Linked DNA regions of Homo sapiens: region 1 is linked to region 2. Evidence: chromatin loops called from intact Hi-C (ENCODE). Cell type or tissue: spleen. All regions are shown on one strand. Each heading gives the region's core, and the rest is flanking DNA. Links, peaks and the distances in the headings are about the cores only. Region 1 overlaps CDC42BPA (CDC42 binding protein kinase alpha). Region 2 has its middle 54 kb from the start of LINC01641.

Region 1 (8,850 bases), core at 3,040-5,539, 330 kb after region 2:
ATAGTAGAAACTGTTTAGCATCTATAGAAAAAATTTAAAATACAGGCATATTTTCATTATAACTTACTGATATGAACATTCTTAAAATATTATAATTTAAAATTTATTTGGTGATTTGTTTTAAATGTCAGTTTTTATCTTTCAAAGCAGCAGGGGTAAATAAGCTAAAGTTATTTTCATAAGAACTTTGTGAAACATTTAAACATTATTTTAAACATCAAAAAAATTTATTGATAGCTAAGCCTCTGTAACACAGCCCAATAGGGTAAATAATATTCAAGCACTAGAGAAAACACTTTTCTTGAACCACATGCTGCTAAGCACCGTGACTTTCATTAACAAATAGAAAAATGTTGGGACTAATACTAGCCATTGCAAACAAGAAATCAGTAGTTTGTGGCATAGCATAAGTTGTATTCAATGATGTAATATATTAATATAATGCACTGATAATATAGAATGAATGAAGTCCTCCTGGGGAAGATTTGAAAGTCTTGGTGCCAGGAAGGAGATGGAGGGAATTAAAAATAAAACAAATAACCTTTAGCTGATGAAACTAATCAAAAGGACTAAAAGAGAACGCTATTAAAGAATAGATTGAAATAGACCAGTACATTTTTACTTTCTGCTTAATGAGGTTTCAAGCAATTTTTTTGTATAGGTCCATTTAAATTCATTGCCAATTTAATAATATTTGTCATTTAAAACTGTTAGTGTTCTATTTGCTTTAATAATATTATAGTAATATTAATGGTTTACCATTTTTATTGGTAGGATTACTCAGCCAAATTTAGTTAACATAATCGGCGTTATGCTTCCTGCTTTCTACTCTTCTGAGCGATTTCCTTGGAAATCTAAAGAGAAGGATCTTGGATTCTTTCTCTAACCCTTTGGAAAGAGGATGAAAATCAGATAGCTAGATTTATAGTGACAGGTGGTCACCAATTTTTAATGTTTTAGTATTAAAAATCCTTTTTATATATTTTGAGAAGATGATAGTGCTGACGAAAAGAAACAGATTATACCAATAAAGGACTTTGAGTGATTTGCTTAATATCCTATAGGCAGTAGAAAATGATTTTTCTCCACATTCCTTGCCAACACTTGTTATCCTTTGTCTTTTAAAAAAAATAGCCATTCCAATAGATGTGAAGTGACAGCTCATTATGGTTTTGATGTTTACTTCTCTTATGACTAGTGATGTTGAATACTTTTTCATATACCTATTGGCCATTTGTATGTCGTCTTAGAGAAATGTCCACTGAGGTCCTTTGCCCATTTTTTGATTGAGTTAGCAAATATTCTGATTTTTTATAATGCCAAACTGTTTTCTAGCATACCAACTTCCATTTCCACGAGTAGTGTAGAGTTTCTGTGTTCATATTTCCAGATTTATTACTTTTGGCCAATCTAGTCTAAATTGAGATTTTAGGTTTTAGAAAATGTTTGGTTGTGGTCTTAATTTGCATTTCTCTAATTAGTAATGAGGTCAAGTATCTTCACATGGGTCTATTGTCGTTTACATTTCTTTTGTGAAATGCTTCTTAATATCTTTTGTATATTTTTCTGTTGGGTTTTTTTCTTACTGGTTATAAGAATTCTTGGAAATATTTGGGCATTCTAATCTTTTGTGAGTTATATGTGTTACAAATATCTCTCAGTGGCTTATCTTTTTGCTTTTAGGAATCTTTTTATTAAAAAGTGTTCTTAGGTTTGTTGTGGCCAGATTTATCAATATTTTTATGGTTAGTGTATTTGCTGTCTTGTATAAAAAATCTGAGATTTTAAAAAATTCTCCTAAATTTTTATCTTAAAGTTTTAAATTTTTAGGTCTGTATCTCAACTATTTTTTGAAAACTGTGAAGATGGAATTTTGATTAAAACTGCATTTAATCAGCTGGGCATGGTGACTTATGCTTGTAATCCTGGCACTTTTGAGAGGCTGAGGCAGGAGGATCACTTGAGTCCAGGAGTTTGAGACCAGCCTAGGCAACAACAGAATGAGACCCAGTCTCTACAAAAAATAAAAAAGTTAGCTGGGTGGTGCACACCTGTCATCCCAGCTGCTCAGGATGCTGAGGCAGGAGGTTCACTTGAGCCTGGTAGATTGAGGCTGCAGTGAGCCATGATCATGTCACTGCACTCCAGCCTGATCAACAGAGCAAGACCCTATCTCAGGGGGAAAAAAATGCACTGAATTTATAGGTCAATTTAGGGAGAATTAACATCATTACAATATTGTCTTTAAGTTCTTACTATCTATATTTATTACTATTTTTCTGAATATACACACAGATTTCCAGAATAGAACGGATTGTTATTACTTACATACAGCAAAGAATAACTACATGGCTCCCTTCTGTGCCAAGTCTTACCCCAAGAGAAATACCCTGAGAGCTGGCAGGATAAAACCCTACACATAAGGAGTCTGTGTTGTAAATGAGGAGCCTTGAAAACATTTATGCAGGTGCTTATATAGAGGAAAGAAGCAACTGCTTCCTGCTTTCTCCTGTTCTGAGAGAGTTCCTTGGAAATCTAAAGAGAAGGATCTTGGGTTCTTTCTCTAACCCTTTGGAATATAGATAAATATTCCCTCTGGAAATATAAGCCCAGAGTCTCCTGCTCCATCAAAGGAAGCCCCCTTGGTCCAGGCTCCTACTCTCTCCCACCCCACCTTGAAATGTAAACACATAACCTCCAGAAGGTAAATCTCTTAGTTTTCTCACTACTAAATCAGTTATAAGTTACTTTTTAAGACTTTCATTTAGCCCAGGTTTCGGTAAAATTTGTTCAAAAGGGACCAGCTGCAAAAACATAAAAGTTTCTCTGCATTCCTAAAGTCTTTTTATTTGTAAACATGATATCTCTCCATATATTTAAAGTTCTTTTAAAATGTTCTTCCATAAAATTTCATACAGAAAAGACTTTCATTTCTTTTCTTGTTTTACTGTATTAGCTAGAACCTCAGTACAGTGTTGACTAGAAATGATAATAGCAGGCATCCCCATCTTGTTCCCCGATTTTAAAGAAACTGCCTCTGATATTTCATCGCTAATAATGTTTGCTGTAAGTTTTTAATAAATAATTTTTATCAGGTTAAAGAAGTTACCTTCTATTCCTATTTTGTTAATACCTTTTATTTAGAATGGATACTGACTTTATTAAATGTGCCCTTCTGTGCTCTATTGATATGATTATATGATTCTTGTCCTTTAATAAGTTGGTGTGGTGAACTACGTTTGTAGACTTTTTCTAATATTAAGCCACTGTTATATTTCTGGGTTAAGCCCAAATTTCTTATAATACTGTGATAGTATAGATAACATTTATGTAGCAAATATCTGTTCTAATAGCACTGTTGTGAATGCTTTACATATATTAAATTATTTAATCTCCATCACAGCCCCATGAGTTAGGTGTTATTCTCATTTTATGAATGGTGAGACCAAGCACAGAGAAGTTAGTTCACTTGCTCAAGGTCATAGAAATAGAAAGTGGTGGAGCTAGATTTTCAGCACAAGGAGTTTAGCTCCAGACTTCATGCATATCTACTTTATATATCACTGGAACTGATTTACTAATTTTCAAAAAGGGTTTTCACTGTTTTTTATAAGTGAGATTGACGTGTTTTTTTTTTTCCTCTTTTCTTTTTTTTGATATTCAGATTATACTGGTCCATAGAAAGAGTTGAATTGCATTCCTGCTTTTTCTCACGGACCAATGAGTTATTTATAAGTATCTTTTAAAATTTTCAATATATGGAGTTTTATCTTTTTTTGTTGACTTCTAATTTAGTTGCAGTGTCATTACAGAACTTGCTCTACGTGGTATCTGTTCTTTGAAATCTACTGAGACTTGCTTCATGGCGTAGCCTGTTCCATTTTTAAAACATTCAATGTGTGTTCTTGAAAATAGTTCGTGTTCCAATTTAGAGAGCAAGCTTCTGTGTATGAAGCTTTTCAGATCGTCTTTATATTCACTATTTTTTTTTTTTTGCCTACCTGGTTTATCTATTAATGACTAAGAAATTAAAATTTTTCATTATAGTGATGTTTACCAATTTTTCTCTGAAGTTCTAACAGTTTCTTTTTAATGATTTTGAGACTCTCTTATAGAAGGCACAAAAGTTTAGGATAATATTTCTTCTTAGTGTATTGAATTTTATCATTATGTAGTGATATTCCTTATCCTTAGTAATACTTTTTCTACTGAAGTCAAGATTTCATTTCTTAATCCAGTATAATAGATGGCCTTTAACTGGTTACTAATGTATATGGATGTGTTTCTACTATCTTTTTTTCTGTTTGTCATGATTTTTGCATGCTGCTTTTTATTTCCTTTCTTCCCTTCTCAAAAGTTTTTAACTGTGGTAAAATACGTATAACATAAAATTACCATCTAAACAATTTTCAAGTGCACAGTTAAGTAATGTTAAGTGTATTTACATTCTTGTGCAGCAGTCTCCAGAACTCTTTTTGTTTGCAAAATCATTTCTTCTTCACTGAAATTTGTTGTTGTTGTTGTTGACATTTTAGTTTACTCTCTAGTCTTTTGGTGGTTACTCTTGGCTTCTACCATGTGTATTAACCAAGTTTAAGTTTAAGTTAAATATCCTAAAACTATTTCCCACAAACAATTTAAAGACGTTTAATTTTACAGATTGAGTATCCCTTATCTGAAATGCTTGGGACCAGCATTTGGATTTTGGAATATTTGCATTATACCAATTGAGTATTTCTAACCTGAAAATCCAAAATCTGAAATGCTCCAGTGAGCATTTCCTTTGAACATCATGTTGGCACTCAAAATGTTTTGGATTTTGAAACATTTCAGATTTCAAATTTTTTGGATTATTCAAGCTGTATTACCTCTTTACAGCTTTATGTGTTGTTATTGGCCAGTATTTTAGCTGTTATCTTTTGTTTACTGTACAAAGTTAACATTTTTATAGTATAATCTTATATACACATTTGTTTACATTCACATTCATGTTAACCATTTTATTAGCTCTTCATTTCTCTTGCATTAGATCTCTAAAATCTTTTTTTTTTTTTTCCTGAAATAAAGCTTTACTGGTTCCTTTAGTGCAGATCTGATTATGGTAAGCTCTGTCAGTTTTGTTTATATGAAGCCTCAGACTTGAAAAGTAATTTTTGGGGTATATAATTTTAATTATCTTCTCATATCTTTGAAAATATTTTACCCTGTTTCTGTTGCTGTTGTTACTTCTTCAGTGTCTGTTCTTAGTCTAATTTTCCTCCTCCCCGCCTTATTTGAGGATGGGGAATAGGTGATTTGTCTTTCTTTCCCTCTGATTTCTTTACGGTCTTTTATTTCTCTTTGGTATTACCCAGCGTCATTTTTTGAACACTTCTGGTTTGGGTTTTCTAAATTTTTTCTTGATTCATAAATGTAGAGCTTCCTGTGGTGATGGATGCATGTCTTTAATTTTAACATTTATATTTTTTCACTTCTTTTCTTTTCTTTTTTTTTGAGTTGGAGTCTCACTGTATTGCCCAAGCTAGAGTGCAATGGAGTGATCTCAGCTCCCTGCAGCCTCAGCCTCCCAGGCTCAAGTCATCTTCCCACCTTAGTAGCTACGACTATAGGTGCATACCACCATACCTGGCCTTTTTTTTTTTTTTTACATTGTTATTTTTTGTAGAGATAAGGTCTCACAATGTCGCCTAGGCTGATCTTGAACTCCTTGGCTCAAGCAATCCTCCTGCCTCAGCCTCCCAAAGTGCTGGGATTATAGATGAGAGCAACTGTGCCTGGCCTTATGTTTTCTATTTCTAAATGTTCCATACAGTTCTTCTATAAATCTGCTTGGTCATTTTTAATAGCCTTTTGTCATTTTTTTGTTTTTATTATTTCATCCTTTATTCCTTGAAATATTTCATATGTAGCAATTTTGTGTTGATATCTAATGATTTTAATACCAAGATACCTTTGATGTTTATTTTTATTGTTTTTGTTGTTTGATTGTGGTGCTTTGTTCTTTGAGTATTTTGGAATCTGTGGTTGTGAGCTCATTCTTGTTTGTTCTTAATATGTGAAAAATTCAGATTTCATTGCACTTCTTTCCCCCAAAGAAAATTTGCATTTCCTTTTGCTGGGAGGCAGGTAGTGGTACTGCCCTGAGTCCACTTTAGCTCTCCTCTAAGTTTCTCATTTTAATTAGGGAGTCTCCGGTTTAGTTTCTATCTCCTTGCTTCTGGCTTGAGGCGTAGCCTCCATGTCAAGGGCAACACTTGTTTTTTATGAAAACAACCTCACACATATTTATTAAATTTCACAAATATTTATTTTGACCATCATATCGTTTATTCCTAAACTTTTTCCTCATTTGTGGAAACTAAGGTACTATAAGGTTAAATCAGCAGCTCCTGTGCATTTACTGTATTAGCATAAGGAATTGAGACTATATCAGGACACCATGCCGTTAATATCTGTTCAGAAGTAGTTTATTTCTTTTAATTTGTCCTAAGGTGAATAATTTTGGCTCTTCTTGACTTAATGATAGCTATTCTGATGGCCAAATTTGGTCTCTAGGTTGCAGAATTGGTAACTTATATTCTTTTTACAAAACTGTAGGAACTAGTCCAGGCTAGTGAGCGATTAAAAAACCAATCCAAAGAGCTGAAAGACGCACACTGTCAGAGGAAACTGGCCATGCAGGAATTCATGGAGATCAATGAGCGGCTAACAGAATTGCACACCCAAAAACAGAAACTTGCTCGCCATGTCCGAGATAAGGAAGAAGAGGTGGACCTGGTGATGCAAAAAGTTGAAAGCTTAAGGCAAGAACTGCGCAGAACAGAAAGAGCCAAAAAAGAGGTTAGTAGTCAGGCAAATTTTGTAGTGCCCATGGGATAGTGATTAAAGCTGCTTTTTGAGACTAGTAATATAATATATAATTTTTAAAATATTTCTAAAGTTATTTTTATAGTTCATTAATATTATTTAATATGGATTTAAACATTTGAATTATCTTCCTGTTACAAGGTAAATTCTCATTGGGATAAATGTTTTGTTTGGAAAAAAATTATAACCGTGAAATCTGCATTTTTCATTCTGTTTTAAAGCTGGAAGTTCATACAGAAGCTCTAGCTGCTGAAGCATCTAAAGACAGGAAGCTACGTGAACAGAGTGAGCACTATTCTAAGCAACTGGAAAATGAATTGGAGGGACTGAAGGTATCTTTTGACTTCACATTTATGAAGCTTAATTGATTTTCTTCTCTTTAGGCTTGTTAGGAGTGTTAGCTTGTATACTGTATTCGGTGTGCAGTGAAAACTAGCCTTTCTTCAAACCTACTATTCATAATTCTCGTTCTTACCAGTAGGAAGCTAATACAGATTTCTTAATTATGCTGAAGAAAATGGAGGACTATGTTTAGTGGGAAATATGAATCTATCAGGAGGGAGTTAGAATGTTTATGCAGACCTACACAAGATGTACTGGTAATCTGCATGGGAGTCATGGTTAGATATCCAGACCCTCTATATATCTCATAAATGACTCAGGAGAAGCTCAGGGGTAGCTTTGCAGACACTTGTGTCTGTTAGGATAAGATGATAATGGGCATAGTCTAAAACATCTCAGCAGAAGGTGCTTTGCAAGGGAAATTCTTGAGCCGTTCTGGAGTTAGACTACCTATTCTTAACTTCTTGCTTTCACCAGTTACTTGCTGTGTAACATGTAACATTGGACAGAACATTATGGGGCCGGGCACAGTGGCTCACGCCTGTAATCCCAACACTTTGGGAGGCCGGGATGGGCAGATCACTTGAGGTCAGGAGTTCGAGACCAGCCTGACCAACATGGCGAAACCCCATCTCTACTAAAAATACAAAATTAGCCAGGCATGGTGCGCACGCCTGTAATCCCAGCTACTGAGGAGGCTGAGGCAGGAGAATTGCTTGAACCCGGGAGGTGGAGGTTGCAGTGAGCCTAGATCGCACTATTGCACTCCAGCCTGGGCAAGAGCGAAACTCCGTCTTAAACAAAACAAAACAACATTTAACCTCATTATACTTTAATTTTCTCCTCTATAAAACTATTTCATGTCACGAGTACATACATACATTTGTAAGCTGACACATTATAAGTGTTCAGTAACTGTTAGTATAATAGTATTATGTATATTACAGTGAGTGAATTAAGATCAAATTGACGTGATATTTTTACCATACTAAGTAATAGTCTGAGTGTGGTATCTGCCTTTTATCTTTTTTGACTGGAAACTTTTTCCATCCTGTTTTCTCTGCTATATCTGTCAGCCCCCATTTCACCTACTTCTTTTAGGACCATGCTTAGTCTAGTGTCTAATTATCCATAACATGTAAGAATCATACTCCTTAAAATCTACATACTCCTGTACTGCTTCTTGGAATTCTGTTAATACCTGTAGCTTAGCTCTTATTGTAATTATTTATTTGCAAATCTGTATATTTCCAACTAAACTGTGACCTAGCTTATTGAAAACACAGACAGTTATATTGTTAATTTGGCCCTGGCAAAGGACCAGATATTGAATACTTGTTTAATAAACCTGTTAAGTTAATGAATGAATCATGTGGTAGAATTGGTCAGAGCTTACTTTGTCTGACAATTGAATTTCAGTGGTTGCAAGTCAAATTCCTTTGCTGTAAATAGAAATATAAACTCTTGATTTTATTCTTGTTTTTGTTTTGGGAGTTTTAGTTCATCATGAATTCATAGTCCTGGTTAGCTTTACGAAGTAGAGATGTGTCTTCTATATACCTCTAGAGCAGGATTAGTATGTAGAAGTAATTACATCACCATCCCAGATACTTTTCAGTCAGGGCCTGCTTTGTTTCCAGC
Region 2 (8,850 bases), core at 3,115-5,614:
AAGGGGATCCTGTCAGATTATAAAAGGATTACAGCAACATCCCACTTCCAGTGCTGCAAGCATTAGCAGGGTGGCTGTGATGTCTGCTGTCCAGCATACAAGCAATGATGTCTGCACTGAACCCTTCCTGCAGTGGGCTGGGTCTTTGTTTCTGTTTGTGTCTCCTCCAGATCTTGTTTTTCCAGTCCTTCTAGCAATTCTGTGAGGTACCCAATGTCTTTTTGGTGTACTTGTTTTCCATTCTAAATTACTATAATTAGTTTCTGTTGCTTACAACTAAGATCCCTGTAGTATGCCTCATCCTGGCCCCTGCTACATAACCCTCGGCTCCCCTCCACCTGCTGACTGCAGAGGATAGGATGGGCCAAATGCCAGCCGCATTTTTCCTGACCCCAGCCACCAGGCTGCAGCCACAGTGGAGGGCTCCTCAGTCTTCTGGAGCTCTGAGGGCAGGTTGGGGGAAAGGAAGGGCAGGGTTCTGCCTTTAGATCAAAGCACTATGGATTCAGAACATGGGGAGGCTGTGGAGCAAGCCTCGGTCTATCAGAGCAAGCCTCCAGCATGATCCAGGACTGCTCAGGTGAAGATGGACACAGCCAACACATATCCTCTGCAGAAGAGGTGTGACTCACAAGCTCTTCCCCAACCAGCTGCTCATGGAGGAACATGTCAAGAGCTTAGCATTGTCATCCACTGCCTCAGCTTCCTATTGAGGGGCAGCCATGTCCTCGAGCCATGTCCAGACTTCTCACCACACTTCAGACTCCCATCTCCAGCACTACCAAGTACCCACCACCTCTGCAGTCATCCCAACTCATCTTGACCAAGCCCAGCCTCACATTGTTGAGAACAGAAGACTTCAGCAGAGGAAGGGGCCTCCCCGGTGCCTATTTTTCTCAGAATCCGGCTGCAGCAGAGGTCAGAGAGCCCTTTTAGAAAGGGGCATTTTTCTCACTTGCTTTCTTGTATTGTGACATCACCTCTGACATCTGTGCCTTGGGTAATCTGAGGATCATTGCACAATCTTCAGTCCTAAATTTCCATGGAATATGAATTTTCTATGCTTCACCTCTTACATTCCTTGCTTATATATCCCTGGCTCATTCCTACTGGTAAGAGCAAATTTCAGCAAGTTGGTGCACTTAATTCTTCCAGCTATTTCCCATATCCTCACCAATTAGTGCTTACCTGTTTAGCCTCCCAGGACTATTCTGGACTACATTTCAGATGCTTCCAGCCACCTCCTCTTTTAGCAGCTGCTATCCAAGTCTTTGTAGTATTGCTCACCATCTGAGGTTCATGAAATGGAAATTATGAACCAGATGATAATTTATCATGGTTCCTTGGTTGCAAGCAACAGAAACCAACTTCAGCTAATCAAACAAAAGGATAACTTGTTGAAAGGTTATCAGGTAGCTCACAGAGGAGACAGGCTGGAGAGCCAGTCTTGAAATAGAACTGGAACCAACAGAAACTGGCCAACTATTTTGTCTGAGAGTTGCTGAGGAGACAAGTGTCATCCAAGTGTTCATTTCTGATGATGCAAGATCCTGTCTCAGGAGACAGTCTGAGTGCTCCAGCCTAGGTCACGTGCCCATCTCTTGGCTATGAGGAAAAGCCCCTTGATTTACTGTCCTACCAAGAGTCCACACAAGGAGAGAGGGTTAAGTCCACAAATCAGAAATTGGGGTGCTGTATCCAATAAAAGGGAAATGGAGGCTGAGCAATTAAAAAAATAGCCACTACAAGTACCTATGTTGCTGTACGTTCCATCAGCTCACCTCACCGCTGCAGAGACCACACAGGAAAGCTCTCCCACATATCCTGCCTGGCCTGCTCCATAATCATATGGCTTTGACCCCGTTACAGTAGGTAGCTAGTCAGGCATGAGCCCGGCAGATGAGAGCTCCCCCATCGACCCCACCAGGAATATCAGGTGACCATCAGATGATGATCAGGCAGTTGTCACACTGTCTCGCTAAAATAATAACTGGTTGCAGCTGGTTCCAGAGAAAGGCAGTTTCCCAATATGTAGAAACGCCTGAAGCTGGTAATCAGCAGCTTCCCGATAAGATCTCGGGAGTTGTACGAGTGGGCTCATGCATGTGAACTGAGGCAAAATGGCAGAGTTTAACTGGTATATGTTCTCCTAGAGACATTCCACTGGTAAGGGAAGAATGCTTCAAGTGAGCATGCAGACAACTCCAGTAAACACACTGTACATGCTCCCCTCCCAAGTGCTAGCAGGCCACTGTGCCTGTGGACAGCCCACCCCAAGGGAGGAATCAGTGGAGAAGGGACACAAGACGCCAGAAGCATGCGAATGTATAAAACCCCAAGTCAAAAGGTCAAACCACACACTTGTCTTTCAGATTGCCCACTTGGCCCTCTTCCAAGTGTACTTTCCTTCTTTTTGTTTCTGCTTTAGAGCTTTTTTTTTTTTGAGCCAGAGTCTCCCTCTGTCACCCAGGCTGGAGTGCAGTGGCACGATCTCAGCTCACTGCAACCTCTGCCTCCCGGGTTCAAGCGATTCTCCTGCTTCAGCCTCCTGAGTAGCTGGAATTACAGGCACCCACAACCATGCCCAGCTAATTTTTGTATTTTTAGTAGAGACAGGGTTTCACCATGTTGGCCAGGCTGGTCTCGAACCCCTGACCTCAGGCGATCTACCCACCTTGGCCTCCCAAAGTGCTGGGATTACAGGCGTGAGCCACTGCTCCTGGCCTTTGCTCTAGAGCTTTTTAATAAACTTTCACTCCTGCTCTAAAACTTGCCTCAGTCTCTCCTTCTGCCTTCTGCCCGTCAGTCAAATTCTTTCTTCTGAGGAGGCAAGAATTGAAGTTGCTGCAGACCTGTATGAATTTGTCGCCAGTAACTCGGATACCCAACACCGGTAACAACCCCAGCTGCTTTTACATCAAGTTCCACTGACCCTGGAAGCTGACCAGTAATGGTGCTCAACAGGCTGCTAGAAGAGTCTCCAGGGTGCCCTCTGGGGGTCAAGAGCATGTATAACCTCTTAGAGGTCAGGAACTTTAATGTAAAGGTTACTGAATGAACGAATCCAACCAGGCTGAGTCTCAGGGTATGACACTCAAGTAGGTGTCTGATCTTCCCCATTGTACAGACAGCATCATCCGCTCAGGAACCTGGAGAAAGTACCTGGGGGCGTCAAGATTTCAGAGGTCATCAATCCAATGGCCTTCTGATTTGAATGATCTCCCTCCACTATCTTTCCCCATTCTCTGCTTCATTCAGCTCACTGGGCCATTAGCTTCCCCTCCCTCTAGCAGTGATAGCCCCTTGCCCCCAGGGTCCAAGGATGGAACAGATGTTGGACTTCTAGTGATACAGTCCAGGAAGGCTCAAGAGGAGATGCCACTGTGGTTAAAGCATCCCATAAAAGTGGCTGGGAAATCCTGGTCCTGTTCTACTTCTGTGGTGGAAACTTTACTTCTACACCCACTCAGCAAACCAGATTGTTCTCCTCTTGCTTGTAAGAAGTCCACAGGTCCTTTCAAATTTATTCCACAAATACTTCTTCAGCATCTACCATATGTCAGGTACCATGCTAGGTACTAGTGATATTGCATCTACAGCTTCGGGGGAAGGAGACATTAATTAAACTAATGCACACAGATGTAATTAAACTGTGATGTTTGCTATGAGGGAAGAGCATGAGAAGTTTTAGAATAGATGACTGGAGGATCTGTTACCTGCAGGTCAGGGAAGCTTTCCCTGAAGAACTGATGCTGAGCCGCTATCCAAGGGTCAATAGAATGAAATGAATAGGGGGGAGATAAGGAAGAGTATGCTTGGTAGAAGGAGCTGTGAAGAAGCAAAGTCCCGAAGGCGAGAAGAGCTTGTGGTGTTTGGAGTACGGAAAGACCTGGGTGCTGATGTGAGAGAGGGTCGGGGAGAAGGGCTCTGGATGAAGGACCTGCTGGACCTGGCGGGGCTGGGACTGTGGTGGGGATTTAAGCTAAATGGATTTAAGCAGGCTGCTAAGTGGAGAATGGATTGAGGGAGGAGAAAGCATTCAGAGAGGAGACAGAGGAGTGGTTTGGACCTGGAGAAAGGGAAGTGGATGGATCTAAGGGACGTGCTGGATTTGGAATTGAGAGGACTTGATAATGGATTGGAGGCCGAGGATTCCCGGGATTCTGACTTGCACACTTCTCTCTTTCGCATTTACAACAACGACCCGTTACAGACACCTCCCGTCCCGAGTGTAGCCTCATTATGGTCGGGGACGTTGTCTAGTCCTCTCTGTTCTAGGTGCACAGTAAATGAATCCATCCTCGGTGCATGAACAGCTGCTCTCCTCCACCCGGGAGAAGGCCTGCAGGTCTCACATCCCCCGGGAGGTGGCAGAGCAGGAAAACCAGCCGTCCAGTGGCCGGAACCCCGCTTCCTGCCGCGGGCGACTTTGACTCCCTGGGGAAATTTTTCCCACATTCCAAATTCCCAGAAAACAGCTCTTTCCCCAGCCTTTTGGAACTGCTTCAGTGGAGGGTGTGACATGACCAGGGAACTTCTCTTGGGGCCGAGGCCTGAACTGACTGAGTCATTTTGCGGCGAGGGCCTCTTTCTTTTCGACGGCGACAGTTCTGCAGGAGCTTCCGTGTCGCATGGCCGGCCTTTCGCAGGGCGCCGCGCGGAGCCGACAGGGCCACCGGGGCCTTTCTCCCTGCTCTGTGGCTGCAGCCCAGGCACCAAAGAGACAGAGAGCCTAAGGGAGCCCTTCCCAGTCAAGTCCCGGGGAGGTTGCGGGGAGCCCAGAGAATGCCTCACCAGTAATCAAAAAATAGGTTTAGACGTGGGAAAGCTGGGTTAGAATATGAGAAAGAGACGGGCATGGCCCGGGAGGGGGAGACCGGTTCTGAAAGGCCAGGGGCAACAGGCTCAAAATACCTCTGGAGGATGTAGGTAAAGGACTGGGATTTACCGGCTGGGCGCTGTGGCTCACGCCTGTAATCCTAACACTTTGGGAGGCCGAGGTGGGCAGATCACTTGAGGTCAGGAGTTTGAGACCAGCCTGGCAACATGGTGAAACCTCCTTTTTATTAAAAATACAAAAATTAGCCGGGCGCCTGTAATCCCAGCTACTCGGGAGGCTGGGGCAAGAGAATAGCTTAAACCCGGGAGTCACGGGTTGCAGTGAGCCGAGATCGCACCACTGCACTCCAGCCTGGGCTTAAGTGAGACTCCGTCTAAAAAAAAAAAAAAAAAAGACTGGAATTTACCAAGGAAATACAGCTCTCTGAGTGAGGAAAGAGCAAACAGAAGGCTGGGGGCAGATGAAAGAATAGAGAACAAGGACCGAGTGAGGAACACAGAAAGCTGAAGGGCGCGTAAGGGGACACATTGCCATGAGGAGCGGAAATCAGAATCCAGAGTCATCTCACCTAATGTTGGTGATATGGTTTGGCTGTGTCCCCACCCAAATCTCATCTTGAATTGTAGCTCCCATAATTCCCACGTGTTGTGGGAGAGACCCAGTGGAAGATAAGTGAATCATGGTGGTGGATCTTTCCGGTGCTATTCTCGTCATAGTGAATAAGTCTCACGAGATCTGATGGTTTTATAAAGGGAAGTTTCCCTACAGAAGCTCTCTTCTCTTGTCTGCCACCATGTGAGACCTGCCTTTCACCTTCCCTCATGATTGTGAGGCCTCCCCAGCCATGTGGAACTGTGAGTCCATTAATCTTCTTTCGTTTGTAAATTGCCCAATCTCTTTTCTTCCTCACCCCTCCTGCTTCTACTCCTTCTACTTTCTGGCCTCTTGCTCATTAAAGAGTAGGAAGAACTAGTGGTTCCCAGTTTCAGGAACTTCAGTACACTGACGACACGTATATCTCCCTCAACCTGACTCATACCTGAAGTGCCATAATTTAATTTCATAGCTGTATTAATCTAGGTTTATGCTCATATTTTAGTGTATATTACATATTTGATTAATTTTTTTTTCAACAAACATGTTTTCAACAAACATTCCATCGCACATACTCTGGAAGGATAATACGTTTACCTGTTATCAGTCATTTCCTCCTTAATTTTGATTCCTGGTTTCCATGTGTCACCTCTATCTGGTCTTGTGTAATAGATCCATACTTTGGTCTCCTGGTCAGGACTGCCTGATAGTGTCCATCCTCTGAGTCTATTGGCAGACATTACCTGGCCTTGTCCTTGACCACTCCTTGCCTTGTAGTTCAAGTGCTCCAGCCACCTTGCATAACCTGCAGTTCTCTGATGCATCATTCTGTATCACACACCTGCATCTTTGCTTGTTGCCTCTATTGCCTGAGGTATTTCTTCACCTGTTGTATTAGTCAGGATTCCCCAAAGAAGCAGAACTTATAGTCTGTGTGTGTGCGTGTGTGTGTATTTATTGAGACAAGGTCTTGCTCTGTCACCCAGGCTGAAGTGCAGTGGTGCAGTGGTGTGATCTCGACTCACTGCAACCTCCACCTCTTGGGCTCAAGCAATCCCCCAACCTAAGCCTCCTGAGTAGCTGGGACTACAGGCATGTGCCACCATGCCCAGCTACTTTTTTTTTTTTTTTTTTTTTTGGTGGAGTTGGAGTTTCATCATGTTGTCCAGGTTGGTCTTGAACTCCTGGGGTCATGCAGTCCACCTACCTTGGCCTCCCAAAATGCAGTATTACAGGTGTGAGCCACTGTGCCCAGCCCTATATTTTTTTGTAATTATAGAAATTGCCTCATGTGAGGAGGCTAATCAGTCTCACAGTCTGCTGTTTGCAAGCTGGAGAACCAGGAAACTGGTGGTGTAGTTCAATCTGAGTCCAAAGGCCTGAAAACCAGGAGTGCCAATGTCCGAGGGTAGGAGAATATGGATGTCACAGCTCAAATAGAGAGAGCAAATTTGCCCTCCTTCCACCCTTCTGTTCTATTTAGGACCTCAAGGGATGATGCCCACCTACATGGATGAGCGCAGACCTTCTTTACTCAGTCTACTGATGAGCTAATCTCTTCCAGAAACACCCTCGCAGACACATCCAGAAATAATGTTTTATCACCTATCTGCACATCTAATTGACACATAAAACTACCATCACAAATTCACTCCTCGTCAATGTGGCACCCATATGCATTGCATCTCCTTAAACCATACTTAATCCCCAAATAAAAACAATAACAAGATCCTAATTCTAACATGACATATTTATCTCATACTAATGCCTTCCCCAGAAGAGGAGATGAAGCTCTTGAGTGATGTTTACTGTTCTCCAGGTAAACACTATGACGTAAAATTAACTTAAATACCGATATAAAGTGAATACATCTTATGTTACATAATAAGGGAGTAAGAGAAGAAAGAAAACAAAGATATTTGCTTAAAACATGTGTACATATACACAAACATATAACAAAATGAGGAGGATATACTCATGTCAGTTACAGTCCTCATTTCCATAACTGGTCATGTGGTCACAGCTGGTATTGATCACTACCTTCTTCTACTACCCATTCTGTATTCCATTTGCCTTCAGCAAGCACTTCAGCTGGTCGAGGTTTGTTACCTGGTGGAGTGACACAAAACTTCATACCTGAAGGATCTGGGTCATTCATAGTCCTGCCTGGATTGCACTGTTGTAGTTTTCCGTTGACCTTAATCACAGGGTGTGGTAATACTAAGAGATGCCCTAAGAGGCCTCCTATATTCCAGACATACTCTTCCTTACCTCCATTGTGGAGTGGAGGTCCAATTTCCCCTTTGGAAGTCTGGATCAGTCACCCCAACCAACACAGTAACTCCCTTCTTGGCCTATTGACTCAGAGGCATAAAGAGCCCAAAGAGGCTGGGTGGTAGTCTTAGCTTCCAGTTCAATTGAATCATTGTTGTGTTTCTTAATGGAAGCATTCCTCCCTCCAGAACTAAGACCTCTAGGCCAGCAGAGCATAAAATTGCAGGAACAGGAAACAAAAATTTTGCTAGTGGGTCACTAGGGGTAATGGCAAGTGGTGCTATTTCTATTTCCACCCCTTGATTCCTGGACCCTTGAATTTTGGCCCTCGGAGAAACAGCACCATATATTGGATGCTGATTCAGAGCACGTATAGCCTCCTGAATAGCCTTGCCCTGGCATCACAAGGCATTGCCACCTAGCTGGAGTGATAACTGAGACTAATCACCTCTTAAAGGCCCCGCTTCTCAATACTGCCATACTGGGGAATAAATTCTGACATGAATTTTGGAGGGGACAAATATTCAAACCAGAGCAGGTGGTAAACTTCATAATGTGTGTATTTTACCTCAATTTCTTGAAAAAGCCATTAGAGCCACCGGTCGTAATTTGGGAATCTTTAGACTATATAGGTGACAACTAAAGTCATGATCTCACCGAGAGAGAGAACAGTGGAGGAAACTACTAGTTGTAGGGTTGGCAGAGTAAAAGGAAGATGCAAGAGGGCCTGTGACATCAGAGGGAAAACAGGAAGGAGTGGTAGCGTCAAAATGGATGAAAGAGAGCTCATCTTAGGGTCAGAAGCTACAGACACATCAAGAAAGAAGGACTAAGGGGAATCCTGTATTTAGCGACAGAGAGAGCGTTTATGACCTAGGTGGGGGCAGCTTCAGGGGAGAGGTGGGGTAGAATCCAGATTGCAATGGGGTGAGGAGTGTGTGAGCTGAGGAAGTAGGAAAAGAGTGCAGCATCCTGGAAGCTTGTTTATGACTGAGGGAGAGGGAGAGGGAAGATGGTGATAAAGACAGATGCAGCCGGCTATCCTACGTTGATGACAAGATCACTAGCTTTGCAACTTGCCCCAAGGTCATGCTCACTCAAGCATCCTTTTGGACATACACAGATTCCAATGCCCATATGAA

Evidence for each region. A loop is a pair of places that touch in the nucleus more often than their neighbours do. Peaks named below come from ENCODE experiments on the same cell type or tissue, not always from the same donor. Only the 100,000 strongest peaks of a DNase experiment are listed, where the experiment ranks them.
Region 1: it touches region 2 in a loop (3-fold over the local background); 16 of 110 quality-filtered maps call a loop at or near these places.

The regions. Positions count from the first base shown.
Region 1 is chr1:227,110,661-227,119,510 of GRCh38, reverse strand. It overlaps CDC42BPA (CDC42 binding protein kinase alpha), which reads left to right. Exons shown (of 37, transcript NM_001394014.1): 13 at 6,598-6,840; 14 at 7,089-7,199. Among named protein-coding and RNA genes, the nearest start is that of COQ8A, 170 kb to the right of the region's middle. In spleen, for the core only: no CTCF peak of the experiment used is centred there; no DNase peak of the experiment used is centred there.
Region 2 is chr1:227,443,409-227,452,258 of GRCh38, reverse strand. No RefSeq gene overlaps it. Among named protein-coding and RNA genes, the nearest start is that of LINC01641, 54 kb to the right of the region's middle. In spleen, for the core only: a CTCF peak has its summit at 4,354 (motif pointing right); no DNase peak of the experiment used is centred there; H3K27me3 peaks cover 1,607 bases.